Linked DNA regions of Homo sapiens: all the other regions are linked to region 1. Evidence: chromatin loops called from intact Hi-C (ENCODE). Cell type or tissue: sigmoid colon. All regions are shown on one strand. Links, peaks and the distances in the headings refer to the core of each region. The heading gives the core; the rest is flanking DNA.

Region 1 (7,702 bases), core at 1,549-6,548:
AATTCCACAGCTTAAATTATTTTATTAAATAAGTGTCTGCAGTGTTGCTTGTGAAAAAAAAAGTGGCCACAATTCCTAAAACTGAGCTGGGAGTTTGAGTCCAGTAGCATTTTTGTTTACGGGGATAAGAAGGGAAGCCAAAATGAAAGAGGTGAATGAGAAGAGAATCCACATTCAGAATTCACTTTCTTAAAAACCAGCAAGAGTGACCCCCAAAGCCATCACAACTGTTTTGTCTATCAAGACTGTGTCATTGAATCATGTAGACACATAGGCCAGGCCAGAACTCAAACTTCTCTGAAAAGCACTGATTTTTTGTCCTTAACAAGTCTAAAACAATAATCCTCCCAATTGCAAACAACAGTATCACCGTATTTTTATCCTAGTCATCTTCATTGATGCCTATAGTGTAACATCAAGAAGTATAATCTCCATGTAGTGAAGAGCTTGATAATAAAAATCTACAAAATGCATTTCTGTATACTAGCTCCTAAGTTATAACTGATATTTATTCTAAAGTAAGAGATGGAACCTTTCCTTCCCCTTCTCTACCCTGAAGATATAAAAAATTTACAATTTGAGAAACCAAAGAAAATCTTAAAGAAATGTTATAATGTATAAATTATAGCTACCAATACTCAAAATGAGTCAAGAATGAAAAACATTCCAAATACATACCATTAATAATGTAATGTCACCTTAATTTTGAAGTTTATGTAATTGATGCTTATATGTTGAGATTATTTCCCCTAATAATAATAATGGATTTGCATTGACCTGTTATTATTAATAGGGAAAATAACCTACTTTTTAGGGGCCCTTTATAAGCCACAACATGTTTTTTAAAGATGGTTAAAATTATCTTTAAGTGAGCAGGAATTGAATCAATGGTCATGGCCCCATTAGTGTGATGCTCCATCAACCGAGTGCAGCTGGAGAGCTCATATGTGTTTACTGATGTGGTAACAGGAGGGGGGCAAGCCAGCCTCATCTTGTGCATGTCAGTGCCCTTGTTCAGACTGCACTGGACAGTTGGCATCATTCTTACCTTAACTTGTGTTCAAAACATTATTTGTTAGCAGATGATATCTTTCTTTTTGAAGATTACTGGCATATCCATTGACAGGGTGGGTGAATGGGCTAGTAAACATAAATTTAAGGACTCAAAATTATTTGTTATTACAGCTGGAAGGAATTGAGTCAAACATCAATACTCTACAGATGAGAAAACTGCAGTGTGAGGAGGTTAAGTCCCTTGCCCAAGGTCATGGAGGTATTAAGTGCTGGAGCTGGGACTAGAATTACATCTTCTGTTTCTGCACTGGTCTCCACAGTGAAGGCTGCTGGATTCCACACTGGTATGTGGAGGAAATGACTTGCAAGGGTAGAAAGAAAGAAGCTTTGATCTCCCAATGGCTCAGAACTTCTTTTAAAAAGTGATTTTTGTTGGCATGACCGGGAACACTGCCCTGGCAAGTCTCTGTTGCCTGACCTCCTCTATATAAACCCAAGCCATGGTCAAGGGAGCTAGGAGCTCTGGCTGCCTTGAGGGTCCACATCTGGGCAGGCACCAGGAGAATTGCTCTGAGGCTCAGGCTCCTGACAATTGTACATATACCCGGGGCCTACATTCAGAATTCTTGTCTGCCGATGAGGTTCAAGGGCCAGTTGTAGTGCCAAATCAGGCCCTGGAGGTCCCCCAAAGTGCTGGCCATTAAGTCTTTAGTTCCTGGATTTAGAGGAGGCCAGGGAGGAGGTCCTAGAAGTGAAGGCCAGGGTACACTTGGGGTGGTGTAGAGTATTCAGTGGGTCTCATGCAGTGATTTACCAACTAATGGATATTTCAATAATTAACAACTAGTACATTTTACTAGCTTATACAGCAGTCCTAAAATCAAGCCTGCATATGCCCATTTCAGATGAAATACTCTTAATGAGATACTCAGTTTAGAAGTATCCCAAGGAGTAAACTCAGTTTTATATGCTGGTGCAGGAAATGTTACCCAAAGTATGGGATGTGCCCTGGGAACCTGGGGCCCACACTGAATCATAGTGTGTAGGTCCCCAATCCACCCACCCCAATCTCTCATTTATAGGCCCCATACCCCCTACCCCTGCCAACTCATCCATCCCTTCAACACACACACACACACACACACACACACACACACACACACACGCATGCATACACAAGGCAAACATCACAAGCAATTCTCAAAAGAAAATTACAGAAGAACATGAGCCTAAGGGTGTATGTGTATAAGGGTCCTTGGCTTACATATGAGTCTCTGTCTTTCTCTCAGCTACCTCATTCACCTAAACATCTGTTAGGAGCTTTGAGATTCTTTAAACCTGCATGAGTGACACCAGGAAAATTACCCCATCCTCAAACAGGTTTGGGCTCTAGGAATGATTCTGCCCAGCAGCCCATCTTTCCATCTAGTTGAGACCGAGCAATGAAGTCAAAGAACATTCTTTGGTCAAATATGTTTTGGCCTGGATTTGCTAGAAGAGCTCTTTGGACTTGCTGAGAACTCAATTACTGAATCTTCTTTCATTTAGCTTTTGTGTTTCCTGGACAGAACTCAAGAGGAAGATATTATTGTAGTGGGGTTAAACAAGGTCACTCTAGTCTGAGTGACAGACAATAATAACGAGCCCCAGAAAGGTACCTGTTTTCCAGGGTGGTGTGATCAGTATTACACAAAAATCTTGCAAGCCATCTTTTACGAGGCCAGCAAGATCACAGAAGGCAATACCCAGTTTGCTCAGAGACAAGCTGTTTGCTAATCAAGTTTTCTTATACTCAGAACTATGGAAACATTTTCAAAGGTATTATTCTCGGCAGGTTTCCAATAATTCAACATTTCCAGACTTATCCAAATGGCTTCTGAAATATTTGCTGTTTGTTGAGAGCAGCTTTCAGGATGAGGTAATTAAAAGAAACCTATCAATTTGAGATTTTTTTTTACCGTGAGTAAATAATGTTGACATACTGTTCAAATAAACCCACAATTTACTGCAATCTGTTTTTAGAGAAACCCTCCACTTTAACCTCCAAATAGGAAAAAACGAAGAGACTTTCCTCTTCTCATTTAATCAAGAACATATGTTCAAAGATAATACCGGAGGCTTATTCTGGGAAGCGTTCTGCTCTTCCTCCGACAGCCACGCAGCGAGCTCACGAGGCAGCCTCCACACATAATGAAAGCAAACGCCACCATAAATCTCCCGCTCGGCGGAGGTCACTTCAGAAAAATCGCCCGCTGCTCAGATAAGCACCAGCTTTGCTGAGGAACATGGAAGGGGGAAAACACCGACTGTGATAAACACCAGCAGGTAGGCTCCAAATGGAGGCCAACCCAGGCAACTCGGAGAGAAGGGAGCCGGGATGAAGCAGGTGTGTGTGCGTGTGTGTGTTTACACACAACAGCCCTGGCCCAGTGTGTTCTGGCTGCGAGAACAAGCAACCGCACCACGAGAGGAGCTGCTCTCCCCCCCGGGAGGAGAGCTCCGGAGGCACCAATTTTCATTAAACCTAGGAGTACACACAGGGGCAGGAGGCCAAAACAGTCCTCGAAACTGAGGCTTTTAAAAACATCTGTTGGCAGCGTTGAGATCCTAGAAGAGAGAGAGAGACGGAGAGAGAGAGAGAGAGAGAGAGAGAGAGAGAGAGAGAGAGAGAGCTCAGAGTCCAGCACTTTCATTTCCAGACTGTGAGTCATAAAAGGAGTACGTAAATCCCTATCGCCAGAATACGCTGACCCAAGTCTGGGTTTATGAACACCTGAAGTACATTTCATGAGAATTAGCTTTAAATATCAACCTGATCACAAAGCTTGAAAGGTTTTCTCCCATCTCAGGATGACTGGAGTCCGCTGGAACCTGGAATGGAGTTTTCTGACAGCAAAGGATTACAGGAGCGTAACAGAAATTATGGAGATTTCCCCGCTAGGCATAAGGATGCGATCACTGTAGGCACCTGTGGGCCCAAGCAGGTTACCCACCAATATCCCTTTAAACACCAAATTATGGACTATTAGGCCACTGCTTCAAGGCTTCTACAAATGTGAAACCTTGACAAATTCCCAAATAAAAGCCATAAAACCAATCATTTTTTAAACCTGTATGAGTGACACCAGGAAAATTACAGCAGTGTGGCAGGTCACTGTGAAATAAAGCTGCCAGAAAGAAGCTTACGATGCTGTCATGGAAAAGGCAATTAGAAGGTTACTTTCTCTCAGGTCTAAGATTGGTTCTTGTTCTTCCTACAGCTCCCTGCCTTCCACCTCCCTGCTGCAAAATGGATCAATCTATAATAAGTAGTAGTTATATATCATAAGGCAGCAATTCCTTTTAGTTGTTCCACTATAAAAAAGCATCCAGATTTAGAACTTGACAGGAACCAGTATCGCCTGCCCCCCAGAGCCGGCAGAAAGTCTGTGTATGTCATTCAGCCAGCATGGAGTCTGGGTGTTTTAAAAGCTTTAATTTGAAGGGGATAAAAAACCTGGGCGTTAAGCAATTTGGCTGTGGATATTTAATGCATCAGCCACGCTATAGAATTGGAGTCCTCTATTTAAAATGAGAAATTGAAAACTTACACGCTCTGTAGGCAAGGTGTAAGTAAATGTAGGATGGTAAGCAGAAATCAGCTGAGAACCTGCAGAAACGCCATTAGAAGGACTAATGGCATGGTTCAGAAGTGGCCTTAAACAAATGCTAGGGTGTCGTTTGTAAGTGTGTAAAACAGGTCTGGCTTTTAATTAGCAGGAGCCATATCTCCCTGTGTTTAGGAAAAGGCATTACTTCTCAAAGAGAATATCCTAACGGGGTCTACATAGGGACCAGGAGGAAACAATGGCCCGGGAGTTGAGATTTGCCTCAAGGCACGTTCCTCCTCAATGGCAGCGTGGAGATTGGAACTCAGTCTCCTTATCTCTAATTTCCACTCTAACACACTTATTGTAGGTAGAAAAAATGCATCCCAAAGATGTCTACTTCTTACTCCCCAGAACCTGTACATACAGCACCTTACATGGCAAAAGTGACTTTGCAGATACGATTGAGTTAAGGGTTTTGAGATAGGGAGATTACCAGGTGGCCCAACGGAATCACAAGGGGCCTGATAAGTATGAGAGGGAGCAGAAGAGTGAGGGTCAGAGTCAGAGAGAGACTGGAAGATGCTATACCACTGGCTTTGAAGATGAAGGAGGGGGACACAAGCCAAGGAATGCAGGCAGCCTCTAAATGCAGGAAAAGGTAAGGAAATCGGTCTTACAGCCTCCATAAAAATGCCATCCTGCCAATGCCTTGATTTCAGCCTCATGAGACCCTTTCAGACTTCTGATCTCTAGAACTGTAAGAGAATACATTGCGTTGTTTTAAGCCACTAAGTTTGTGATGATTTATTACAGTACCAAGAGGAAATCACTACAGTGTTCTAGCTGGGGATCACATTTCCCCACCTCATTTTGATCTACTCAAAGTAGTCCATTACCTCAGTGCTGGTTAGAGTCTTTATAAAAGCAAAAACAACAGAATTCAGATGCTTCTGCAGTTCTCTCTGGTATGGAGAGCAGGTGTAATCCCGAGACCCATAACCTAGAGTTGGACCAGCGTGTACCAAGGTGGGGCTTGGCAGGAGTGGTCCACCCTTTTGGGAAGGAGTGTTTTATCACTGACATTGTTAAGGGTCACCACAGCAGATTTTTAGTGGGTTTTGTTGTTTTTAAATTCTCATAGGCAGTGCACCTCTTATTGCCTGTTCCAGCATGATCTGCTCCCACTGCCCACACCCACCATTAACCTCCACCGTTGGTCTTTAGTGTCTTCTACTTTCCTTTTTGGATTTTGTTTTTGTTTGTTTTATTTTTTAAATTTTTTAACTTTCCTTTATGACACTCTTTCTTGTGGCACCTTGTTGGCTCTCTGCTCTGTGTCTCTTTCCCATATGAATGATTCCTAAAGGAAAGATTTTTTCTAATTATCAGCTCTGTGTTAAGAAATTAGTTGGAAAGAACTTAAAGTATGAGGGTTCATCAACTATTTCTGGTGTATTAGAATACTCTATTTCATTTGGGTGTGTTTCATTAATGACTTCTACCCTCTTATCCCTGCTGCTTCTGTAAAGCCTTCAAGACCCCTCAAAGTTAATCTCTACAGGTGAAATTTCAGGCTCCTGGTTTGGGTGGGCCTTTTCCAGAGTGTCTCATGTACACTTTGTAGATACAGCTTTGGAGTCAGACAGACCGGGGTTTGACTCCCTGACCCACCATTTACTAGTGATGTCACCTTGAAAAAAATTATTTATTGTCTCACTTTGTTTATCTGTAAAATGGAGAACATAACAATGATCTTGCTCCATAGTGAGAAATTAATGCGATTTTGTATTTCAAGTGTTTAGCAGAGTGTGACCCACACAAGCCACAGAAATCGTGGTGGTGGAGAAGTCACAAAGTGCTTGGTGCCCATACTTCTCAGATTCTGAAACTTCTGGTCACGTAGGATTTGAAAGCCCATTTACATCCTATGGGGCCAGAAGTTTCAGAATCTGAGTGTTGAAAAGAAATATCCACCAAATGTGTAACAGCAGCAAGCATTTACACATAGCTAGCTGTGAACCTTCTTCTTGGATAGCGGGCTCCAACAAGAATAAGCAATGGTAAGAGATGATCTACAGCCCTGTCCAAAAGAAGCTCATGGTTTAGGAGGGAGAAGATATAAAGACATAATTACTGAATTACTGGCATTTATCACTCTATATGAAGTGTCATTACAACTGAGGATGATGAGAAGACCCAGGAGACAAAATCTTCCAAGGGAATCAGGAACAAGGGCACAGAGGTAATGAATTTTGAGTTGGGTCCTGGAGCGTGAGTAGGAGTTTGCAAAGCAGAAAATAGGAGAAAAATTATACCAGGCAGAGAAAAGTGTATAAGAAAAACAAAGTAAAAGAATATCAACAGAGAACATCTCCTGAGCATAACAATAATATTGAAGCCATGGGTACAAATTAAATCCAGTTCAATGAGTTAAAGCCATAGCAACTTGCACTGAATCATCAACAACTTAACTTTCTCTGGATCTGCTGCAAAGTGATTTCAGGGTCACACCGAACATTCTTCCTTGACTAAAAACGATGCCTTGAGAATTCACTGATGGCCACAGTGCAATCAATACTAATCAGGTAATACGCCCTGGCCCTGAGATAACAGAGCATCTAGAATCCCAATGTATGAATTCATACCTAATCTATATACTGCCTTATATGAGTGGAGGATTTGTTCACATTCCAAAGCATTTTAGTAAGATGCTAAGAAAAATCAATAACTTATTAAATACCAGTTACCTCATTAAAACAAACAATTAATCATCTTTGTTGCTATTATATTGGGACCACAGATCTGACTTTATATATTTTTCATTGGTGTGTATGCTCACAGGTTTACTCCATTCATTAGAGGAGATGACAGAACTCTTGACAGCAATGCTATCAAGAAGGAAGTTTCAGTTTAAGAACCCCTCTGGGCTTGCAGAATGACACACACTGCAGCCAAGATGGTGCTACTATAAGAAATGGACTCCCCAGCACGTTATTGAAGAAAAAAAAAACCTGCAGCAATCAAAAAAAAAAGGGGGGACGGGGGCAAATCTATAACTTCAGCTGGAAGTGATGAAAATTAACTGTTAGAAGTAGAAG
Region 2 (7,702 bases), core at 1,706-6,705, 110 kb before region 1:
CTTCAAAGAGAAGTGGCTGCTGCAGCCCTAGTGCAGTGAGACCCGAGACAGAGCCTTCAGTCCACCAGCCTGAACGACTGATATTTAAATGTCCTAATTAGAGATTTGTTTCTTTATGAGGATGGTATATTTTGAAAACATTAAACTATTTTATTTGTAATCCCCCTCGTCTCCCATTATCATCCCCAGCAGCTTAATGGACCAGACAAATGCTACCTTTTAAAAAGGAGTTATAACCTGAGAAAAGCCTCTATCAGGTAGAAAGGGGCAGGGGAAAAAGGTCCTTTTGTCTCGGAAAACTATGAAAATTAAGCAGTTAGCATGGATGTTCTGATCTGACCTTCTGGGACAAAATCCTGGAGGAAAGAGCAATGAGATGGGTTGAGGAGAAATCCAAAAGCGGAGAGAGTTTATACTCCACTCTTCTAACCAGGAAATCCATGATTCCTGTAGCTCATTAGCAGGCAAGCTGTATCTCCCACTGTAACTGCTGGAGGAGACCACCACGCTTGGTGGCTCCACTGGACCAAGAAGCCTCATGAGCAGAATAAAAATGGTGGCACAGCACAGTCTCCAACTGGAGAAGACTAAGTTGGCATTCCTAAGCTTCCTTCAGCAGCCTGAACACCCAAAGTGCCCAGGAGTTCCTGCCAGTTCTGGGGCTGCAGAACGTAGATAATGAGGCTGGCCTGAGTTTGCCATGAGAGAAGGAAAGAGACTTGGGCATAGGGCTGCAGGGCACGCCACCTAGGCTAGGGAAGTGACTGACACTCAGGTGTCACAAAGTCAGTGCCTCAGGCCTGACCAAGCTAAGATTGAAACAGGTTATCTGGCAGTTTGCCCGCAAATACAGCTGCTACCATTTCCTCTTCTACCTAGATGTATGAAGACAAGGAGTCTGTTTTCCTTCCCCTTGAATCTGGCTGACACTGCACCTTGTTTTGACCAAAAGATTGTGGCAGAAGTGATGTTATGTTGGTTTGAGGACATAGCCTGGCAGATTTTACTTTTGTTCTCTTGGAAGCCAGTTACTGTGATGTGAAGAAACAGGTTACACTCCTGAATGGTAAGAGGATGTGAGGAAAAAGACCCTGGAGGGGTCCAGCTTGGATGTTCTAGCCCCAGGCAAGCTCCCAGCTGAATACAGCCATATGAGTGACATCCACTCCATCTTGTGGAACAGAAAATTTGCCCAGCAGAGCCCAGTCAATCCACAAAATCATGAGATGTAATTGTTTTCATTGTCAAAATGATCGTTTAACCCACTAAGTTTTGAGGTGGTTAGTTATGTAGCGTAAAGTAATTATAATAAACAAAAATTCATCTGTCACAGATTTCATCAGTGGGATCCAGCCCAACCAGAAATAAGCCCATCGCAGTAGTAGAAACCAGCAAGGATCCAGAGAACAAACAACCGTTGAGTCTGAGGCCCTCTCTCCTCTACCTTCATGTACCCATGCACTATTTTGAGAAGGAGCAGCAGGAGGGGAAGAAAGAAGTTAGAAAAGCTGGTGTGGTAGGCAGAGTCATGACCTCCAAATATGTCCACATCCTAATACCTATAACCTGTGAAAAATTACCATACGGGATAAAGGGCAATTAAAATTGCTGATGGAAAGCCAAGCACAGTGACTCTTGCCTGTAATCCCACTGTGGGAGGCTGAAGTGGGAGGATCTCTTAAGCCCAGGAGTTTAGGATCAGCCTGGGCAACATGGTGAAACCCTGTCTCTACAAAAAATTAGCCAGGTACCACTGTACTCCAGCCTGGGTGATACAAAGAGACCCTGTCTCAAAAAAAAAAAAAAAAAAAAAAGGTAATTGATGGAGTTAAGATTGCTAATCAGCTGACTTTAAAATAAGGAGACTAACCTGGATTGTCCGGGTAGACTCAGTATAATCACAAGAGTCCTTAAATGTGGAAGAGTCCGTTCAGAGAGGAGAGATGTGAGAACTCTACACACTGTTGCTGGTTTTGAAGATGCAGGAAAGGACCATAAACCAAGGAATATGAGGGGCCTCTGGAATCTGGACAGTGCACAGAAATGGATTATCCCCTAGAGCCTCCAGAAAGAGACATAGCCCTGCTGACATCTGATTTTAGCCTAAAGAGACCCATTTTGGACTTCTGAACTATAGAAGGATAAGATAATAAATTCATGTTGTTTCAAGCCACTAAGTATGTGTGCTTTTTTGTTTTTGTTTTTGTTTTTTTTTTGCAACAACAGAAAACTAAAAGAGGTAAATTGTAAGTGATTAGATGATTGCTCCAATTAAGACTATCTTAAGATAGAAAAGACTGAGATGGCTTTAAATAGCAATTTTAGGAGTTTTTCTTCATAGCACCCAGTGTGGGAAGGCCAGAGAGTTAAGATTAGATCTTTCATGGGAAACAAAAATTTACTTTTTTGATTTTCACACTCTTGAGTATAGTGAGTTAAATTTGGGACCTGTTGGACATTTGTTCTGAAACTTGATTTTCTGTTAAAACAAACTGTCCTTGGAAGAGTCACACATTAAACTTTTCAGAATGAATGAGTTTATCTGATTGCTTCTGAACACGGGGCTTGAGTGAGGGGAGAATGGAGGAAATAGTCAAGCCTTGAGCATCCAGATTCCTGGGGTGGGGAGGAGTGGGGAGGAGGTAACGAGGCCAGGTAATTCCCAACTCCAAGGATGTGGCAGACATCATTGCTGTCCTTGAGCAGAGCTGTTATCAGTCCCACACAACGCCTCTCTTTACGAACAGTCTCAGAGGCACCATAAACTCTGCATCATGTGGCACTGAGTGCAGGTAGGAGTTCATTATGCCCAACAGCGAGACCAATCGCTTCATGTTACCTAGGGCCCTCACATTCTCATTGTTTTTTTCCACTGCATTTCAGATACCTGTGGTTTCAGCCCTGTAATTGGAACATCACATTTCATCATTGGTCTCTGGTTCTCCAAAGTAAAGGCTTTTTGAACCAAAAGTTAAAATATCAGCTTCCCGTGATCATTATCATCAATTATTATTCTTCACTCTTGAGGTGATACTTAACCATACAATGTTAGAAACACCATTGAATAAGTACTAATGAAATACTTCATAATAATACCACATCATTATTGTAATGATTACCAGGGATTTGTCATTCCTAAGACACACAAATATTTGGGGTATTTCAAGGCAACTACACAGGTCCTTGGATGCTCTTGAGTTCACTCTTAATTGTTTAGAATAGGGAGTGAGGGAGAAAGCTGGGGTAAGGAGGGGAGGGAAGCAAATCAGAGTTAGGTGATTGCTAAAGTCCCTGGGAGGCACAAGAGTGTGAGCTCAGGCATGAGACTACATAAACGCGGTCAAAGTCACTCTAACATTCTGTGACTCTGGGAGGTTACTTACCTCTCTGTCTATATAAGAAAAAAGGTGGGTGCAGTAAGAACAGTGCCTGCATCATAAGACTGATGTGATGATTACATAAGTTAATTCATATAAACACTCTGTTCTAAGTAGAAAGCCAATGCTTGATGAATATTAGTCATTTTTATACAGAACCCCAAAGTTGAGAAATCAACTCTTTCACAAGAACACAGATATTTTCCTCACTTACTGCATTTTACTAACTTCAAGATCAATGTTTCATTCACTTTGATTCCTTCCTCACGTGAGCTTGGTGTCCAGTTCCCTGCATATCTGGAGTCCTTGGAAACTTCTGAGAAGATTGATGCTGTTTCCAGGTTCCCTTATCAGGCCTCTGTTTCTGTTTCCCAACTGCTGCCTTTCCCCATGTGGTTCCAATACCAAAATATTTAGTCCATCTGTCCCAGAGGGTTTGGACTTTCTCTTCATTTGTGCTTCTTGAAATAATATGCTCCTGAGGCACAGACTGTTCCTTCATCACTAAAAAAGGTCAAGCATTTATTAGTCTGTGTATAAACATGACAACAAAGGAGTCCTTGTAAAAATGGAATGTTCAGCTTGGATAGAACACAGAGTAGTTCCTCTTGAATCTGGCAACTTCCCTTGGTTTTCATATCCTTTAAGTACACCATGTTAATATCACTGTTTCTTTCTTGAATTCCCAAGCCTTCCTTATAAATCCCCACGAACCCTTTGAGGTGCAAGTTTATTCATTTATAGAGCCTATAAGTACAATTTCTTTTTCAATTCAAACACATTAACAGGTTGTTCAGATAAACCAATTCTTTTTTTTTTTCTTTTTTTTGAGACAGGGTCTCACTCTGTCACCTAGGCTGGAGTACAGTGGCACGATCATGGCTGACTGCAGGCTTCACCTCCTGAGCTCAAGCAATCTTCCTGGCTCAGCCTCTTGAGTAGTTGGGACTACAGGCACGCACCACCACACCTGGCTATATATATATTTTTTATTTTTAGTAGAGACAAGGTCTCACTATGTGCCCCAGGCTAGTTTCAAACGTCTGATCTCCAGCGATCCTCCTGCCATGGCCCTCCAAAGTGCTGGGATTACAGGTGTAAGCCACCACACCCGACCCAGATAAACCAATTCTAATACTATGGATGGAAGGTGTACACTCCTGTGTGTTACACAACTACTTATCATAATAAAGGAAAATGACTTTGCTTTGCCACCAGCTGCCATTTCACACAGATGTGGCTCTGATCCCCTTGAGCAGCAACTCCTGGAAGCCCAAATTCTGGTTCATTTTCTTCTTGCTCTTCAGATGACACTAACCAAACACAGAGCTCTATCACCATGGTTTTCCCATTCCTCATGGAAGCCAACCACTGTCTGCATTAGCCTGTTCCCTTCTTAAGCCTGATCCTTTTAGACATTATATATCATCTATCTTTGTAAAACATAGCTTCTGTTTCAGAACTAGTAACACAGTCTGGGTTTAAAAAAGTTTTCATACTTCCATGTTGTCTCTATAAGCTGTTGTGAGACTTCAATGTACATAGGGCCCATTAAAACCAGTTTTTTCAATCCGCATTCCTTTTCATGCTAAGAATGTCTCAATATGGGAGCATTCTCTTTTTTTTTTTTTTTTTTTTTTTTGTCTTTTGAGACAGAGTCTCGCTCTGTCGCCAGGCTGGAGTGCAGTGGCATGGTCTTGGCTCACTGCAACCTACCAAAGTGCTGGGATTACAGGCATGAGTCACCGCGCCCGGCCAGGAGCATTCTACATGATCAATAGTGTTGTTGGTGTTCTTGTCCTTTTTATTTATTTATTTTTTTGAGAAGGAGTCTCGCTCTGTTGCCCAGGCGGGAGTGCAGTGGCACGATCTCGGCTCAGTGCAGCCTCCATCTCCCAGGTTCAGGTGATTCTCCTGCCTCAGTGCTCACTACCACCCCCGCTCCCCACCCCCCATCCAGTAGCTGCAATTACAGGTGCGCACCACCATGCCTAGCTAATTTTTGTATTTTGGAGATGGGGTTTCTCCATGTTGGTCAGACTGGTCTCAAACTCCTGGCCTCAGGTGATCCGCCCGCCTCGGCCTCCTAAAGTGCTGGGATTACAGGCATGAGCCACCGTACCCAGCCTGGTCTTCTTGTTCTTGTTCTTTTTGTTCTTGTTTTGGCTCTCTCTTCCTCCTTTTCCTGCCCCACTCCTCTTCTTCCCCCTTCTCTTCCCCCTTCTCCCCTCCTTCTCCCTTCTCCCCTCCTTCTCCCTTCTCCCCCTTCCCCTTTTCCTTCTCCCTGTTCTATTTTTCTTCTTCTTAACCTGACTTGCCTTTTTGTCCAGAGCTGGCCAGGAAAGCAATGAGGCTTGGAAAAAGATCCACAACATGTTGGCTCACTAAATACTTACTTTACCGCTATGAATTTCTCTGGTGTATGGCAGGAAGTCACGTGGTAGTATATTTTTAACTTGATGTCAACTTGTATTATTTTGTAAATACATAAGTGAATATCAGCCCTGAAATTTAGTGGCCTATCCTTCTCACAGGAAGTACAAAGTACATTTCATTCAAGTGAATGAAACAAACATCTGCTTTCAGGGCTGGCCCCAACTTACTTTTCTAGTTTCTTCAACCATATGCCCCTTGACTTCCCCAACACACACACGCGCACACACACCCCACCACTACACAGCACACACACACTGCTGTTGGCACATCATATTTTTCCCTTTCCTCTGAGCTTAGGACAGTTTTTGAGCTCCAATTAGGGGAATGAATGAATGAAATGAGCTGTGCAATCACGCCCTGCTTTTCTGGTCATCTTTTCCCTGCCTTTTGGACTATCTCCCTTCCCACTACCCCATTTTTATGGAGGAAGTTTCTATTCATCTTTCAAGGCCCAGTTTGCTGCTGTCTCTTCTTCAATCCTCACTCAGGATTACTCTCTTCTCCTCCTTCTACTTACAGGGTTTTCCTTCTTCAATATCACTCCTGCTCTGCCTTTGTTTGCCTTTTTTTGTTTGCTTTTCCTCTTCTCTCCTTACAGTAAAAGTTTCTTCATGGTAGAAAATGTCTTTTTCATTTCTGTATCTCCCAGTCGAGCACAATGGCTGCCATAAGATAAGCGCTGAGATGTTTAATGTCTACTGGTAATTGAGCTCAGAGAGGATGACTTTCAAATTCCAGGCATACAGTACAGTGGAAAGTGTCTAATACCCAAGAAACAGGATGCACAGTGGGAGTTTACATATGGGCACTCCAATGTAGATACCCTGTAGTCACTCGAATCTATGGGTCTGGAGCTGAGGCGAGATCAAGACTAGATATATAGAGTCAGGAGTTACCAGTGTAGCAGTGAGAATTAAAACCAGGGGAGTGGGTACAGAGTGAGAATTGAGGAGGGCTGAAGAAAGTCAACGTTTAAGGGTGGACAATGGATGGGACCCAGCAGTGGACTCTGAGAAGGAGTGGTTTGAGAGGTGAACAAAAAGAGAGTAAAGTCATACAAGCTAGGGGAGGAGTCAAGTTCAAGAAGGATGGTGGTGACTAGGGTTAACTGCTACAGTACTAGGGCAGCTGCTAGATAGAGGTGCAAGGTCAATATAGGCTTTTCAAAGGAGGGAAGTGTTGCTTTTCTTTCAAAGGTTCTTATTTTCAAGGTTGAATCAAATATTTGATAATTAAAACCTTAGGGGTCTAGGAGCTATAGGAACCAAACTCTCAGACAATTATAAACCTCATCAAATCTCACCAGGAAAACTATATTCTAATCTGGATTTCCCTGCTTCTCCCTATAAAAGGCATTACAGGAATATGACAGAAATTTTGTTCACAGCCTGTGACTACCTTAGAGTAATTGAGGATCTTTAAACCATATGTCCTCCGTAGCTGGTGAAGCCTTGTCTTCTTGTGGGGTCACTGGGAAAGGGTTCCTAAAGAAAGCCTTTGAGAGTGTGAAGAATATCATTAATCACCACTGAGCCTCCAAGAGTAAGAGAAAAGTAGCACTTAAAGGCAAAAGATGCCTCGAGATAGGCATTTTAATTTTTTGCCATGATAACAATCGTTATCACAATTTAATTTATATTTATTTGCATTTGCATTATTTAAATTGAAAGAAAATATGACCTTCTTTCTGAAATAGATTAAATTAGTATCAGTACAGAAATGACTACGTAATATTTTTCTTTTCTTATTTTATTTTTGGAGTAGAGAAGCAACCCATCTATCCATTCTTTCATCTGGTTTTTCATACACCTATCCATCTATCCATATATCTATCTGTCTGTCTGTCTCCCCAAATCATTTTAAGTCCCCCTTATGAGCTTTATGTATTC
Region 3 (7,702 bases), core at 1,861-6,860, 590 kb after region 1:
TCCTGGCTAGGCTGGGTGTGGTGGCTCACATCTGCAATCCCAGCACTTTGGGACGCTGAGGAGGGAGGATTGCTTGAGCTCAGGAATCTGAAACCAGCCTGGTCAACATAGTGAGACCTCGTCTCTTAAAAAAAAAAAATCCTGGCCAGGCGCAGTGGCTCATGATTGTAATCCTAGCACTTTGGGAGGCCAAGACGGGAGGACTGCTCGGGCCCAGGAGCGCAAGACAAGCCCTGGCAACACAATGAGACCCTGTCTCTACAAAAAAATTTTGAAATCTAGCCAGGTGTGGTGGTGCACACCTGTAGTCCCAGCTACTCAGTAGGCTGTGGAGGGAAGATTGTGTAAGCCTGGGAAGTTGAGGCAACAGTGCACATCGTTGCACCACTGCACTCCAGCCTCGGCAACAGAGCAAAATCCTGTCTCCAAAAAAAAAAAAAAATTCCAACACCTATATTTTACAGTAAGAAGAAAAGTAATATACTGCTCATGAGATGCTCCATTTTCCTAAACTTTGATATTCTTCTAGATTGGTAGATAAAACCAAGATAAAGCAAAAATATAGAATTAGAAAGTTGCAAAGGAAGCAAGAAAGGACCTAAGAACAATGAACTTTTCAAATATTTTGTAAAGTACTATATTTATTGTTTGCCTAAATTATTTACTTATTTCTAGTTTTCAACCCAAACTAGAAAACCTTCCCAGTAGCTCATGCCTGTAATCGCAGCCCTTTGGGAGGCTGAGGCAGGCGGATCACCTGAGTTTGGGAGTTGGAGACCAGCCTGACCCATGGAGAAACCCCGTCTCTATTAAAAATACAAAATTAGCCAGGTGTGATGGTGGGCACCTGTAATCCCAGCTACTTGGGAGGTTGAGGCAGGTGAATCCCTTGATCCTAGGAGGTGGAGGTTGCAGTGAGCTGATATTGCACCATTGCACTCCAGCCTGGGCAACGAGAGCAAAAGTCCGTCTCAAAAAAAAAAAAAAGAAAAAAGAAAAAAAGAAAACCTTCCCAAATCACTTTAATTCCCTGCATAACAGGCCACAAAAGTCAGCACTCCAAACTTAGACACAGCATATTCCTTACTATATTTACCTACTAATAAACAACTAATAAATGAGGAAAAGAAAGTAAATCAAACGCACATATAGGTTAGTATAAATTTGGTTCTGGGGTTTGGGGTCATACAAATCTTCTTAAATCCCATTTCAGCTCCAAGAACAACATAAAAGACAGTTTTTGTGGAACTCTCTAAACACGTAAGTCTTTCTAGACAGGGTTGGCTGGGTCCAGGGTATCTAGTGCCACCATGAACAGATAAAAATCCAAGCCCAGGGTGAACGTAACTCCAAATCACCAAAATAAGGCACCATCTGGAGTCATGCCAGATACTTAAAAGTCCCCACTTCAGGCTGGACAGACAACAATGAGCTTCTGCAGAAATAGAACCTATTTTTGAAGTATATATCAAGCTAAAATGACACAGTTATCAATGTGAAAGGGAAAAGCAAAGGGAAACAAAAATAGAAGTTCTAGTACAGTGCCAAGAACTAAAAAGTCTTTCCTAGAAATGAGTTCTATTGCTAAAGTGACACTCATCATTTATTATGCTATCTAGTGCTTTTATTTCCTGTCATTTGGGTACCTAAGCATTTAACAATGCAATACTAATTTTTTCTGGACTTTTATCCTTACATTGGTGATACATATCTCAAAGGCATAAATGAAAATTTAAAAAATATCACCATGTACAAGAACTTATTCCCTTACCTAAAAAAGAAGACTTTAAATTTTATCTTGTAATTTCACTTCTAAATAATGTCTATACAAGTTTAAGTAGCTAAGAAAGGGTTTAGATACCTCAGATATCCACTGTTAAAATCTACTTCCCTAGCTTCACAAATATAATTCAACAAATATAATTCCTTACTCTTACACTGAACAAGAGTAAGAAAATAGGATGTTTGTTTGTTTATTTTTTGAGACGGAGTCTCGCTCTGTCGCCCAGGCTGTAGTGCAGTGGCGCAATCTCGGCTCACTACAAGCTCCGCCTCCCGGGTTCACCCCATTCTCCTGCCTCAGCCTCTCCGAGTAGCTGGGACTACAGGCGCCCGTCACCACGCCCGGCTACTTTTTTGTATTTTTAGTAGAGACGGGGTTTCACCGTGGTCTCGACCTCCTGACCTCGTGATCCGCCCGCCTCGGCCTCCCAAAGTGCTGGGATTACAAGCGTGAGCCACCGCGCCCGGCTGTTTGTTTGAAAGGGGTGTGGGTAAATATCCTGGGCAGTCACCTAAGGAAATGCACCAAATGGAGTCTCATATTCTTGTGTGAAACATTCGGGAAATAATCTAATCTCTTCAAATTTAGCTCCTCTTTTCCATGGGCTTTATAAAAAAAAATTACATATATATATATGTTTAAATGTTTACTTTGGATGCTATGTGTGTGTTCCTAAGAGACATTTTCTTTTTTTTTTTTTCCTACTGGTACAATACACTAAGCTTACTTAGATTTCACCAGCTGTATATGTACTCATTCCATATGCTTTTGTGGTCTGAAGTCATCACTTGGAGGCACCAATGGAAAAGAGCAGTGTCAGAGGGCTGGGATTCCTCTACCAGCTGTGTGACCTTGAGTAAGCCACCTTAACCTATAAACAGAAAGTAATATCTGCCCTGATACATGATAGCCAATTATTTCACTTAGATAAAAACTGAATATCTACTATATATTTTTATGAGATATAAGGAAAGATTCTTCTTGCCGCTTTGCCATTTTTTCCCATAAGAAGCCTGGTGGTAAAGAGCACAGGCTTAGGATCAGGAGTCCTGCATTTCTTGAATTCTAGCTCTGTTGCTTGTTAGTAGTATGATCCTAGGCAAGTTACTTAATCTCCCTGCCTTCCATTTCCTTGTACACATGAGACAATTCCCCCCTCAGAGGATTGTTGTAAGGATGAGATGAAGTAATTCAATGAGCATTCATCCAACATATATTTATCTAGGAGCCATTCTGCTTACTGCTATACTGGTTAAAAATCCCCTTGTCCACTATATATGTGCCATACATTGCTAGCCCCCAGGAATTAAAAAAGACAATATAATAAAGCGACATTATGGCAAGAAAATACTAACTTTTCTACCTATGTGTCTTTTTGGAACCAATAATACAAATCTGACTTGTTTTTGTGAGCTGTTACAAATGAATCTGCAAGACTGAATCCAAGTACAAAATATCAGGTCTTGATTTAGAAGATATTTCTGAATAGCACGTTTCAAGGTTTTTGGTTTTTTTTTTTTTTTTGAGACAGAATCTCACTCTGTTGCCCAGGCTGGAGTGCAGTGGCGTGATCTCGGCTCACTGCAGCCTCCGCCTCCCGGGTTCAAGGGATTCTCCTGCCTCAGCCTCCCGAGTAGCTGGGACTATAGGCGCCCGCCACCACGCCCGGCTTTTTTTTTTTTTTTTTTTTTTTTTTTTTTTTTTTTGTATTTTTAGTAGAGACGGGGTTTCACCGTGTTAGCCAGGATGGTCTCGATCTCCTGACCTCGTGATCCGCCCGCCTTGGCCTCCCAAGGTGCTGGGATTACAGGCATGAACCATCGCACCCAGACCGCACGTTTCAAGTTTAGGTGTTCACCAGTGAACTGCGCCTGGCTGATACACACAAGGTCACAAATGACACAAAGATCAGAAGTGATGGCATATACCATACATGACTGTGTAACTAGTATAGGACCTAGCATAGGGTAAATGCTCATAAATATTAATTTAAAAAAATTAAGTTTGGTTTCCAACTTTGCCACTTCCACACAGAGTGACTCTGGGTTAACTTGTCTGGATCTTAATTTTCAGTAAACTAGCAATGTGTCTGCTTCGCCTATCTCATAGGATACTTGTGATCAAATGAAATTACATGACAATGTATCTGGCGCTAATAAAACGGTAATTTATGAGACACAGAATGACTACTGACGCCAGCTAGCCTACAAGCCTAATAGTAGAGATAAGATGTTAATACATAACCACCAAGAAATAAACATGGAGATCTAGTGAAAACCCATGACATGTTTTCTAAAAATGTCATCTTCCTTGTGACGAAAGGAGCTGGTCATTGCTAGGCAGGTGCTGTACCTTTTTCAACTCCCACGTTTCAGCAGCAGGCTCTGCTGAGTGACATTTTGCAAGGCTGAGGCCCCCGTAGGCGCAGGCGCCGTTGGGGTGCGCATCCGGGGACCTGCAGGTTACAAGCAGCAGATCCCACCTTCAGTCCTGGCTCTGACAAGCCCTCCAGGTAAGGCGCCTTTGCATTTAGCCGAGCTAGAGAAGAGAGCTGGAAGCCACCTCTACCTTTCACGGGGGGAAGGGACTGCCCGCGCGCTCGCCCCCATTATCTCAGCCCTCCGAAGCGCGCCACGGACTCCAGCCTTGTCTCTCACCCCCAGCCTCACCCCGCGTCCCTGACCCGCGAGTCTCCCGCCCAGCTCCGCGTCCCCGGTCCCTGCCTCCAGGCGCGTACACGGCGCGCTAAGAGGCGCGGGGAGCTCTTAGCGCACCTACTACTTAACCGGACCGGCTACTTACTGGCCGCCAGGTGGAAGCCTGCGATCGAGCTGGCCGGGCCTCCCAGCACCGCCGCTCTCCAGGCTCCCTTTCCAGGACTCAACTTTGGTCCCAGCCCCAATCGCAGCTCCGGTAACCTTTCCAGGAACCGAAATGCTAGATACAGCGGAAGGAGAAACGGAGGGAGGAAGACAAACCCGGAGCAGGGCGGCGCGGCAGTTTGGACACGCCCCGAGCTCTCCTGGGCTCTCAGTCCCCGTCAGGATGGGAGGCGCGTGCCGAGGGAGGAGGCTGAGGACACAGCCTCCTTTCGCCCTGCGCTGCCCGGCCTTCCGCGTGACCCCGCCTATGACCTCGGGGCGTTCCGCCTACGTCTGACCGTCAGGTGCGCACGCGCACTTACAGGCTTGTTTTGCCAGCTTCACGCCACCCGGGATGGGAGAAAGCAGGTGTCGCGAGAGTTGGGCGCAAGACGCCTTGTAGGGAGTGTAACTATGGCCGGCCTGCGGAACGAAAGTGAACAGGAGCCGCTCTTAGGCGACACACCTGGAAGCAGGTGAGCGGATCCTGGTGGAGGGACCCCTCAGTCTCCTGCGCTGTTGGGACTGGTTCCTTTCCGGGCGTCACCCGCACTGGGACAAACCCTCGCTGCCAGAGGGGTTCCAGCGCGGTGGGAGCCGGTGGCTGGGTTGTGTGAGCCGAGGAGATTCGCTCCCAACGTAGGAGAAAGGGCGTCTGGCCGCACCGTGCGGTGATGAGCCCGTGGGTTCGAGTGACGGGGCTGGAGAAACCCAGGCTGCTGCTTTGCCTGTTGCAGCACCCAAGCTGAGAGGTGACAGCGTGCTGGCAGTCCTCACAGCCCTTGCTCGCTCTCCAGGCCTCCTCTGCCTGGGCTCCCACTTTGGCGGCACTTGAGGAGCCCTTCAGCCCACCGCTGCACTGTGGGAGCCCCTTTCTGGGCTGGCCAAGGTGGGAGCCGGCTCCCTCAGCTTGCAGGGAGGTGTGGTGGGAGAGGCGTGAGCGGGAACCGGGGCTGCGCGCCGCGCTTGCGGGCCAGCTGGAGTTCCGAGTGGGCGTGGGCTTGGCGGGCCCCGCACTGGGAGCAGCAGGCCGGCCCTGCCGGCCCCGGGCAATGAGGGGCTTAGCACCCGGGCCAGCGGCTGCGGAGGGTGTGCTGGGTCCCCCAGCAGTGCCAGCCCACTGGCGCTGCGCTCGATTTCTCGCCGGGCCTTAGCTGCCTTCCCGCGGGGCAGGGCTCGGGACCTGCAGCCCGCCATGCCTGAGCCTCCCACCCACTCCGTGGGCTCCTGTGCGGCCCGAGCCTCCCCGATGAGCGCCGCTCCCTACTCCACGGTGCCTAGTCCCATCGACCACCCAAGGGCTGAGGAGTGCGGGTGCACGGCGCGGGACTGGCAGGCAGCTCCACCTGCAGCCCCGGTGCGGGATCCACTGGGCGAAGCCAGCTGGGCTCCTGAGTCTGGTGGAGACGTGGAGAACGTTTATGTCTAGCTCAGGGATTGTAACTACACCAATCGGCACTCTGTATCTAGCTCAAGGTTTGTAAACACACCAATCAGCACCCTGTGTCTAGCTCAGGGTTTGTGAATGCACCAGTCGACACTCTGTATCTAGCTACTCTGGTGGGGCCTTGGAGAACCTTTCTGTCAACACTCTGTATCTAGTTAATCTAGTGGGGACGTGGAGAACCTTTGTGTCTAGCTCAGGGATTGTAAACGCACCAATCAGCGCCCTGTCAAAACAGACTACTCGGCTCTACCAATCAGCAGGATGTGGGTGGGGCCAGATAAGAGAATAAAAGCAGGCTGCCCACCAGTAGTGGCAACCCGCTGAGGTCCCTTTCCACAGTGTGGAAGCTTTGTTTTTTCGCTCTTTGCGATAAATCTTGCTACTGCTCACTCTTTGGGACCATACGGCTTTTATGAGCCGTAACACTCACCGCGAAGGTCTGCAGTTTCACTCCTGAAGCCAGCGAGACCACGGGGAGGAACGAACAACTCCAGACGCGCCGCCTTAAGAGTTGTAACACTCACCACGAAGGTCTGCAGCTTCGCTCTTGAGCCAGCGAGACCACGAACCCACCAGAAGGAAGAAACTCTGAACACATCTGAGCATCAGAAGGAACAAACTCCAGACGTGCCACCTTAAGAGCTGTTAACACTCACCGCGAGGGTCCGCAGCTTCATTCTTGAAGTCAGTGAGACCAAGAACCCACCAATCCCGGACACAAAGCCACCACATTCTGTATCTTCTGCATTCCATATTTGGCCCTTTGTAGCTGATCACTTTCCAGATTTCACAGTTTCAAAATGATGGTTTTAATAGATACTTGAAGGTATCGGTCTTAGTAATGACCTGCTGCCTAATTGCCTGACAACCTCTTGATAGTTTAACAAATCTGTCCAAAATGAGCTCGCCTTTGTCCTATGCCAAATGTACAAAGAAAGACTAATTTTAAGGCATTAAAGGAATAACGTCAGTATTTTGATCCTTATAATTCTGGTTGTTCTGATCCTAGTTTATGGGCAGTGACTCGGGAATGTATACCTAATGTATTTTTACCTTTAGGAAAACGGAATTACTATTTTATTTGAAATATACATAATAATTACCTCAGGTAAATTAATAAATTCAGTTAAACTTCAGCTGTCTATGACCATAATAATTTTTACTCATTTGTTCCCCTTAAGCACCAACCTTTTGTGAGCACTCTAACTCAAAACCCTTTGGCAAATGTATTTCTCTGGTCCTCGATTTACTAAACAGAGTTTATGCAATGCAGTTTTATCTTTACTTGATTTTATCTTGAGATCATTAAAATGAGTTTAGATGCTGATATGAATTTTAGTAGAGTGATGTCCTGAGAGCCTATTGAGACATTTGGGACTGTTTGCTTCTATACCAATTTATTTTACACTGCTATACTTTTTTTTTGAGACGGGGTCTTGCTCTGTGGCCTAGTCTGGAGTGCAGTGGTGAGCCTGGAGTGCAGTTTTATCTTTACTTGATTTTATCTTGAGATCATTAAAATGAATATCGATGCTGATATGAATTTTAATAGAGTGATGTCCTCAGAGCCTATTGAGACATTTGGGACTGTTGCTTCTATACCAATTTATT
Region 4 (7,702 bases), core at 1,579-6,578, 170 kb after region 1:
TGAATCCTGGCTCTGCAGCTTACCAGCTGTATGACCTTGGGTAGGTTTCTTAAAGCCTGTACTACGTTTTCACGTCTGTAAAACAGTGGCGATGGATCCTCCCCTGAGGTTGTTGTAGGGTTTAAATTAGTGACTACATGATCAGTGCTTACAACAGCGCTTGGAACTTAGAAAGCAATTACCGTTAGCCTCATTTTGACTTAGGATCTTTTCCAAACATTTCAAACAACACACCAAAAACACTGAAAGCAGAAGGAGGGAAACACCATGGAGCTGGAAAGCAAGCTCTTCATATAAAGCCCTTACCCATCCAGTCTCCTTCATACTTTGTGATCCTTTAAAGCAGGCTACACTATCTTTTCCTGTGTCTAGTTTTTTTTGCCAACTGGAGCTAAACATTTCTTTTTTTAACTTTTTAAAACTATCATCCTAGGATGCATCTTCTCAGCAATAGCTTACTGGTCATGACAGCCTGTACAAAATTCTCTTTTACCCAGGAGAGTGAGGAGTTCTTCACTGAAGCAGCACAGTTCCTCTCTCTCTCTCATCCCCCCAAGCCTGTCCCCCTAAGGGTGTGATGAACCTTGAGTTCAGTCATACACCCTGATCTCATGTTGGGCATGGAAAGGAAACAGTGTTATTCTGAGTGACTGTGAATGAATGAAGGTGAGTGGTGCTCCCTCCCTGAGAGGAGCTGCTCCCTCATAACAGCTTAGGAGCCCTAAGGAGGCTCACACATGAACAAAGTCTTAGAGGGAGACGGTGGATTCCTGCAGCGACCTCAAGAAGGAAGTGTCTGGGTATTTCTAACGTGTATTAGCGAGTTGGGGTGGTACTCGTATAAATTCAAGAAATGCTAAGGAGTAATTGAAAGAAATAGGGAGAGATCGAGAAGCAAAATGAACAAAATGCCTGATATGTCCACGTGCCAGTGAGGAGGTGAGGTGTGAGGAGAAGTCTGTCACAGTAGCCAATAAACCATGAGGGCGAAAATATTTGGCTTGAATAACTTAGAATCTGCTCCCTGCCTGCAGCAGAGCTTGGCAGTGAGTCAACAAATCCAGAACAGAATTTCTTTTTCAGGAGCCACAGAGAGTTCATTTACATACACACACACACACACACACACACACACACACACACACACACACACTTCTCTTATAGATATACCCTTTATCAGCAAGGAGACTAATATGGCATTTCTTAGTATATTTCCAAAACTGTGTACATCATTGACAGTCATCAGGACCTATTTGCCAATAAATCAAAAGGTTTTTTGAAGCATTTTTTAAAATTCTACTAAAAAAATGCCACATGTGTTCTGATAATTTCTTCTATCCTCTCCTTTTGTTAAAAGTGAAACAAAAACACAAGGACATAACCAAAATGTTAATAATGGCTATATCTGGGTTGCATGATTACAAGGTAATTTTTTCCTCTTTTTTCTTTGTTGATTATTTGTATTTTCTAATTCATCTTCCATAAACATATATTATTTTTCTAGTATTCAAAATAAGAATAAAAACAGAGTGAGCAAAAGCAAAAAATTTCCAGAGAGCAGTCTTGCTATATTATATGATGTTCCTTCAAATGACACCCCCTTGAACCAACAAGTACCAACGATAATATTCTTGAGAAAGGGCAAGACCACCACAGAAGAGCAAAAGGGATTAAGAACACAGGGGAATCACAGAGATTATTTCACAGTCTTGCAGAAATGCTAAAACCTGCATAGTGACTGTGCTGAGCAAAATGTCACACTGAGAAGGCTCTGTGGGACATCAGCGTCTATCAGGTCCATGAGCAGTAGGACCCCCCAAACAATTGCAGGTCCCAAGCAGGCTTTGCAACTCAGTCAGAATTTTCCTTTTTGCAAAGGTATTCCCAGTATTCACATTGCACATGTGTTTAAGTGCTAATTAATTGGGTGTAAATAGAGGAGAAATCCATGTAATTCAAGCTAATGCTATCTGTGAATGTCATTTTCCAAATTGAAGCCCATTTGGTTCTAGATATCAGCCAGACTACAAAGTAATCATGCACTCCAAAACCTGTCCTGCCCCACTAATGGGAAAACATCCTTAAAAAGCCCATTGAAGAGGCTCACCTGGATTTCAGGTAACATCTTTCTCACCTCCACCTGGTGCCTTTGATATTGAGGAAACCACAATATCAGAAACTCTGATCTTTCCTTTTAAAAACCTTCCCAAGGATTGGCATTCAATTCAGAATCATCAGTTCCTATAAACTACAAGTATTTTACATGCACTGGAGATCACACCAGCTTCAGTTGTCATGTCCCAGGGTCTTTACTGTGCCAGAGGTGACGAGCAACCTCGTGTTGTCTAGTCATTTCAATGTACATGTCATAGCTCAGGCATGTCCCAACCCAAGGCAGCGTGGTGTCAGTGGAAGAAGCTAAGATTCAGGCAAGAGAAGGGCTGGTCCCTAAGGAGGAATGGAGGTTGGGGTGAGAGACCCCAGTCCAATGAGCAGTATTTGAAGTGGAAAAAGCACATTTGGGCTCACATCAGGAGTCATATCTCAGGGGATCCAGTGTCATGAACAAGTGAGGGACAACAGTTGGGCATAGGTAAAAGTTTACCTGCAACCAACCCCCAACCTACATGGCATTTCCAGTAGCTCCATCTCTATCTGAATCATCCACCTGGTATTCAAGTTCATGTAAGCCCTTAACTATCTCCACAGGGTTTGTAATTAGACTCCTCAATCTCAGCCCTGGAGCTCAACAGGCAGCACCCCCTTACACTACATGCCAGCTGTTGTCACGCATTGCAGCTTTTCTCCCAGGCTTCCATATTATGGCTTCATTACATATGGCCACAGGGTGAGGAAAGGGCATCTGACACATATATGAGCCCCACACTATGTGACCTTGGGCAAGTTACTTTTATAAACTTCAGTTTTCTTATCCAGAAAATGGGAGCAATAGAGTTCCTTCATCTTAGGGTTGTTATGGGGATTAAATGAGATAATGAATGCAAAGAATGCCTGCCACGTGGTAAGTACTCAATAAAAACAGGATGGTGGATGGATCTTCTTAACCCTGGCCACATGCCTGGAACCCAACCTACCACAGTGGTTCTCAACCAGGGGTGATTTTGCTGGTTGCATTAACTGAGAGGGGCTGTGGGGCTACTAACCTCTAGTGAGTAGGGGCCAGGGATGCCACTCACCATCCTACAATGCACAGTGCAGCCCCGCAATAAAGAATTATCTTGTCCAAAATGTCAACAGTGCCAAGGCTGAGAAACCCTGTCCTGCTAGTAGCTTCACTTGACTTCCTTCGGCCCATGCTGCTACTGTGTCCCCCACGTTGGAGTGGCTTTGGAGCCCTTCCCAGGACCGGCCCATCCCACTGTCTCCTGAGCTCCCATTTGTGAGACTGTTTGTCAAAAGGCCGCCAGGCTTTAGTGCCCTGACCTGAGTCCATAACAGCAGGAGACAGGCAGAATCACCAGGCCTCTCTGACCAGAGACAGGCAAGAAACTGCCTCCTGCAGGGCTGTGGCAAAGAGCCACGTGAAAACAGGCACAGCAGCCAGTGGAGCGTTCCACCCAAACTGGCTCCACACCAGGCCCAGACCATGAGTCACCACCACATGCTGCCGCCTCTCGCCACGACCTTTCTTTATCCCTTCATTAGCCATAAATCTTCAGGAGCAAAACAGCAGAGAACAGACTGGGAAGGCCCTGGCAGAATATCACACCAGGCAAATGCCCAAATCAAAATTCAGAGTTAAATGCCCGGGCCCTGGATGAATGCCAGTCACGGCAAAGCAAGGCTCCCCCGAGCCATCCCTGCAAACCAGGGAAGTGGACAAACGGAACCTCCACTCTTGCCATAATTTAAATCATGTGACAACACTGGGGCATCCTCTCCAAGAGAAGAAACAGATGTGTTTAGCAATACCCAGATGGCTGGAGACAAACTGAAGAACCTGTGCAATGTTTGCCTCTAATTCATGCTTGCACCAAAAGTCCCCGACTCCTCTAATGTCAAATGGAATTAATATTAAGTCTTTCATGCAGTGTTGTGAGAAACAATTGACACAAGTTATTAAGTGGTGCTTTGACTCAAAATAAAGCAAATTTGGCTTTTTTGTTTTCTGGTTGTTTGCTTCCTTTTTAGAAGCAAACCATAATGCTGGGGAAAAGCCTGGCAGAGGCAGCTCCTCCTACACGGAAACTTTACTCTGCCCAATCTCACTGGAATTGTCTTTTTCAAAGTGTAGTTTCTAAGCACCTGTGTTAGAAGTACCTAGAGAGCCAGAAAACAAGCAGATTCCTGGGCCCTACCAACAACCTACTGAATTGAAATGTTTGTGAATAAGGCTTTGGAAGGTGCCCTTTTAACAAGTTCCCCACTTGAGTTTTATACCCCCTAAAGTTTCAGAACCTTGTAACAGTGAATAAACCCTGGGACAGCCCAGCCACTGCCACTATTTCCAGCAGTAAGAAGACAGACTGGGTCCTTAGCTTGCTTCTTTCCTCTGCCAATGGTACCCCATCTTATGCAAGTGAAGCTTCTGGACAAGACAGGACAGACCCGGAATGACTCATCTGAGCTAAACTGTCCACCCTCACACTGATGTTTATAATACTGACAGCAGCAAATTGCCATTTGTCCTTCTTGGTTTTGTAATTTATGTCAACATTCTCAAAGTTAAAAGAGCCTGAGTGTTTCCCTTTCACAGCTGGATGCTGACGGCTCTGAGCAAACTCCCATCTCCATTGCTTGTTACCAGGGAACTCATGATAAACAAACAGATCTGACCTTAAATCAATCTCTCTTCCCCTCACTCCTCCCCTCACCCACAACAACTTTTTTGAGTATTTAATGTGTGCTCCAGACATTCACATACATTTTTCTTGCAAAAGGTCTTGTGAGGAATTAGCTCCATTTTACAGATGAGGGAACTGAGCCACTAAGAGGCCATGTAAGAAACAGAACTGATGCTCGACTAGGCTTTCTGACTCCAAACCCAATGCTCTTAACAGCTAAACTACACTGCCTCCTGCTGTCTCCAGGAAATGATAATTCAGTGTAGCCACCAATTGACTGTGGTTGTCTAACCTTTAAAATCTTCTAACCATACCATTAGCAAGCACAAACAAGCAGACCAAGTAAAGGAGGATTATTTTATGACTACTCGACCATCCAGTTTCATCAATTCATGAACTTCTGGGATAATACCAACAACTCACATTTGTTAAGCACTTACTGCTGCAAAGAATTCTTCCAAGTGCTGAAAGTACTCGTTTAATCCTCGCAACCACTCTTGGAGGTCAGTGCTACCATTGTTCTCTCTTCACAACTAGGAAGATGTAATACAGAAACGTTTGCTAAGGTATCTAAGGTCACACAGCTAATAAGTACCTAAGTTGGGAATATACCCAGGAAATAAGGCTGCAAAGCCATACTAGTCAAAGTTAGTTAAAGCCTTAACTAACCCACTTTACTGTGTATTCCAGAGTTAACACAATGACAGTGTCAACACATCTATGCAAACAATGAGGAGAGCGGGACACACTCTTCCTAGATCTTTCTGGTGCCTGAGGGAATTGACATTGTTTTGAACCATGGTTTCAGAAATGCTACAGAAAACGGAGACCCATAAAATGCTGAGCACATGGAAGATGAAAGCTCTAAAATGGTGTGGGATTCCGTCATAAATAAAGTCTCAGAAAGAGTTCAGGTCTGCAATGTGCTTTCAACTAAGGGCAGGGAGAAGCTTTGTTATGATTATTACAATCTAATTTAAAGCTGAAGCCAGGCAGGAGGGAAAAAAAGAAAGAAAATAAACTCTCCACTAAAGCTGTCAGCCCAGCTGTAGCCTCCAACTGTTTTAGTCACTAAAACCTCATATTTAATGGTCACTTTTATAACGAACACTAAGAAAGAAATACAAAGCTCTAAATCAGACTTTATTTCTTTAAAGATGAACAGAAATCGCATTGGAGGCGTCGGGAAGGCCACTGAGAGACGGTGCCACCATGCTGCCCTTCCCGCTGGTGATGGTGACATAACCATCAAGCCAAACCTCTGGTCTAAGGTAGTCCAATAACCTTGAAGGGAATCCCAACTGTGTGTGCAGAGTCCAAATCATTCCCAACACCAAGTGACAGCAGCTTCTATCCATCTGGCCCAGACCTAGAGCTTCTACATTCCCATTTCAGAATGATCATCTTTCCCATTCATAATTTGTTTAACATGGCGTTATTGCCACAGGAAGTAAATACTGGGTGGCCAAAATGAAAGTCTCCCATAAAACTTCTTAACAAATTGGAGCATTTATCTGCTAAGCCTCAAGAATGCAGTTTATCTCTGATTATGTATGACATCTTTTAAATTCTTCGGCTCAGAAGAACATTCCAGAGATGCTACTATGGTACTATGGTCTGTCACTAATTGCAGAACCAAAAGAACAAATGCTGAGACCATATTTGGCCAGAAGATGTTTTCTAACATTTATGAGGTAGTGTGATCAAACTAAAATCTGGGAAACAAAACTTCAGCAAATGAGTAAACTCCTTATGCTTAAATCCCAGCCCCAGGGTTCCCTCCTTCCCTGACTTTCCTAGGACAAGTCAGTCACTCCATCTTCTGGGTCGCACTGCATTCTCTTCATACCTCAATGATGGCATGGAAGATATTGTGGTCTAATTATCCTTTTTCACAATGTCTGTCTCCCTTACTATCTACATGATAGCTCCTACAAGGAAAGGGCCAGTGCCTTATCATCTTAATGTCCTCAGCACTTAGCAGAACTGGCAAATAATAGGCACTCAATAAATATTCAGTGAAAAAAAGAATGGGATCTAAAATGAGAGGGCAAAACCCATCCATTCAATTCAAAATTTTTGTTGTTGTTGTTGTTTTAGAATTAGGGTCTCACTCTGTCACCCTGGCTGGTATGCAGTGGTACAATCATAGCCCACTGCAGCCTCAAACTCTTGGGCTGAAGAGATCCTCCTACTTGAGTCCCCCAAGTAGCTGGGACTACAGGCCACCCACTACCACATCTGGCTAATTTTTTATTTTGTTATTTATTTATTTATTTATTTATTTTTAGAGATGGGGTCTCACTCTGTTGCCCAGGCTGGAAGACAGTGACACAATCATGGCTTACTTCAGCCTCAACCTTCCGGGCTCAAGCAATTCTCCCACCTTAGCCTCCTAAGTAGCTAAGACTACACGCAGGCACCACTATGCCCAGCTAATTTTTTATGTTTTTGTCAGAGACAAGGTCTTGCTGTGTTGCCCAGGCTGGTCTTGAACACCTTGCCTCAAGCGGTCCTGCCCTGGCCTCAAAAAGTGCTGGGATGATCCCCCACACCTGGCCTCAAAGCAATTATATCAATTAATCCTGTGGTACTGGGTCAATAATTTTGTGGCTCTATCTTCTGATTTGGCCTGTCTCTGGTTCTATTTCTGTTCAAGTGTAATCCCTTTTTTTTTTTTTTTTTTGAGATGGAGTCTCACTCACTCCGTCACCCAAGCTGGAGTGCAGTGGCACCATCTTGGCTTACTGCAACCTCTGCTGCCTGGGTTCAAGCAATTCTCCTGCCTCAGCATACCAAGCAGCTGGGATTACAGGTGTTAGCCACCATGCCCAGCTAATTTTTTTGTATTTTTAGTAGAGACGGGGTTTCACCATGTTGGTCAGGCTGGTCTCAAA

The links. Peaks named below come from ENCODE experiments on the same cell type or tissue, not always from the same donor. Only the 100,000 strongest peaks of a DNase experiment are listed, where the experiment ranks them.
Region 2: a loop joins it to region 1, with 3 times the contacts of the local background. A loop is called at or near these places in 2 of 110 quality-filtered maps.
Region 3: it touches region 1 in a loop (5-fold over the local background); 2 of 110 quality-filtered maps call a loop at or near these places.
Region 4: it touches region 1 in a loop (5-fold over the local background); 13 of 110 quality-filtered maps call a loop at or near these places.

The regions. Positions count from the first base shown.
Region 1 is chr4:128,548,999-128,556,700 of GRCh38, reverse strand. It overlaps LOC101927259 (a long non-coding RNA gene), which reads left to right and starts at 3,148. Exons shown (of 3, transcript NR_187927.1): 1 at 3,148-3,339; 2 at 4,275-5,262; 3 at 7,446-7,702. RefSeq lists enhancers at 3,269-3,338, 3,359-3,548. In sigmoid colon, for the core only: no CTCF peak of the experiment used is centred there; a DNase peak (open chromatin) is centred at 3,450; H3K4me3 peaks cover 1,519 bases; H3K27ac peaks cover 643 bases.
Region 2 is chr4:128,656,655-128,664,356 of GRCh38, reverse strand. No RefSeq gene overlaps it. Among named protein-coding and RNA genes, the nearest start is that of LINC03140, 90 kb to the right of the region's middle. In sigmoid colon, for the core only: no CTCF peak of the experiment used is centred there; DNase peaks (open chromatin) are centred at 3,726 and 4,296; H3K27ac peaks cover 475 bases.
Region 3 is chr4:127,962,490-127,970,191 of GRCh38, reverse strand. MFSD8 (major facilitator superfamily domain containing 8) reads left to right here and starts at 5,019. Exons shown (of 12, transcript NM_001371596.2): 1 at 5,019-5,120. The coding sequence starts at 5,059. It overlaps ABHD18 (abhydrolase domain containing 18), which reads right to left and starts at 4,786. Exons shown (of 13, transcript NM_001358451.3): 1 at 4,586-4,786. RefSeq lists enhancers at 2,907-3,406, 3,407-3,908, 4,587-5,202, 4,793-5,212 and silencers at 4,303-4,532, 5,653-5,702, 5,713-5,842, 5,953-6,062. In sigmoid colon, for the core only: a CTCF peak has its summit at 4,618 (motif pointing right); DNase peaks (open chromatin) are centred at 4,231 and 4,951; H3K4me3 peaks cover 2,681 bases; H3K27ac peaks cover 1,919 bases.
Region 4 is chr4:128,383,104-128,390,805 of GRCh38, reverse strand. No RefSeq gene overlaps it. Among named protein-coding and RNA genes, the nearest start is that of LINC02615, 41 kb to the left of the region's middle. RefSeq lists an enhancer at 1,937-3,136. In sigmoid colon, for the core only: no CTCF peak of the experiment used is centred there; a DNase peak (open chromatin) is centred at 3,655; H3K27ac peaks cover 3,602 bases.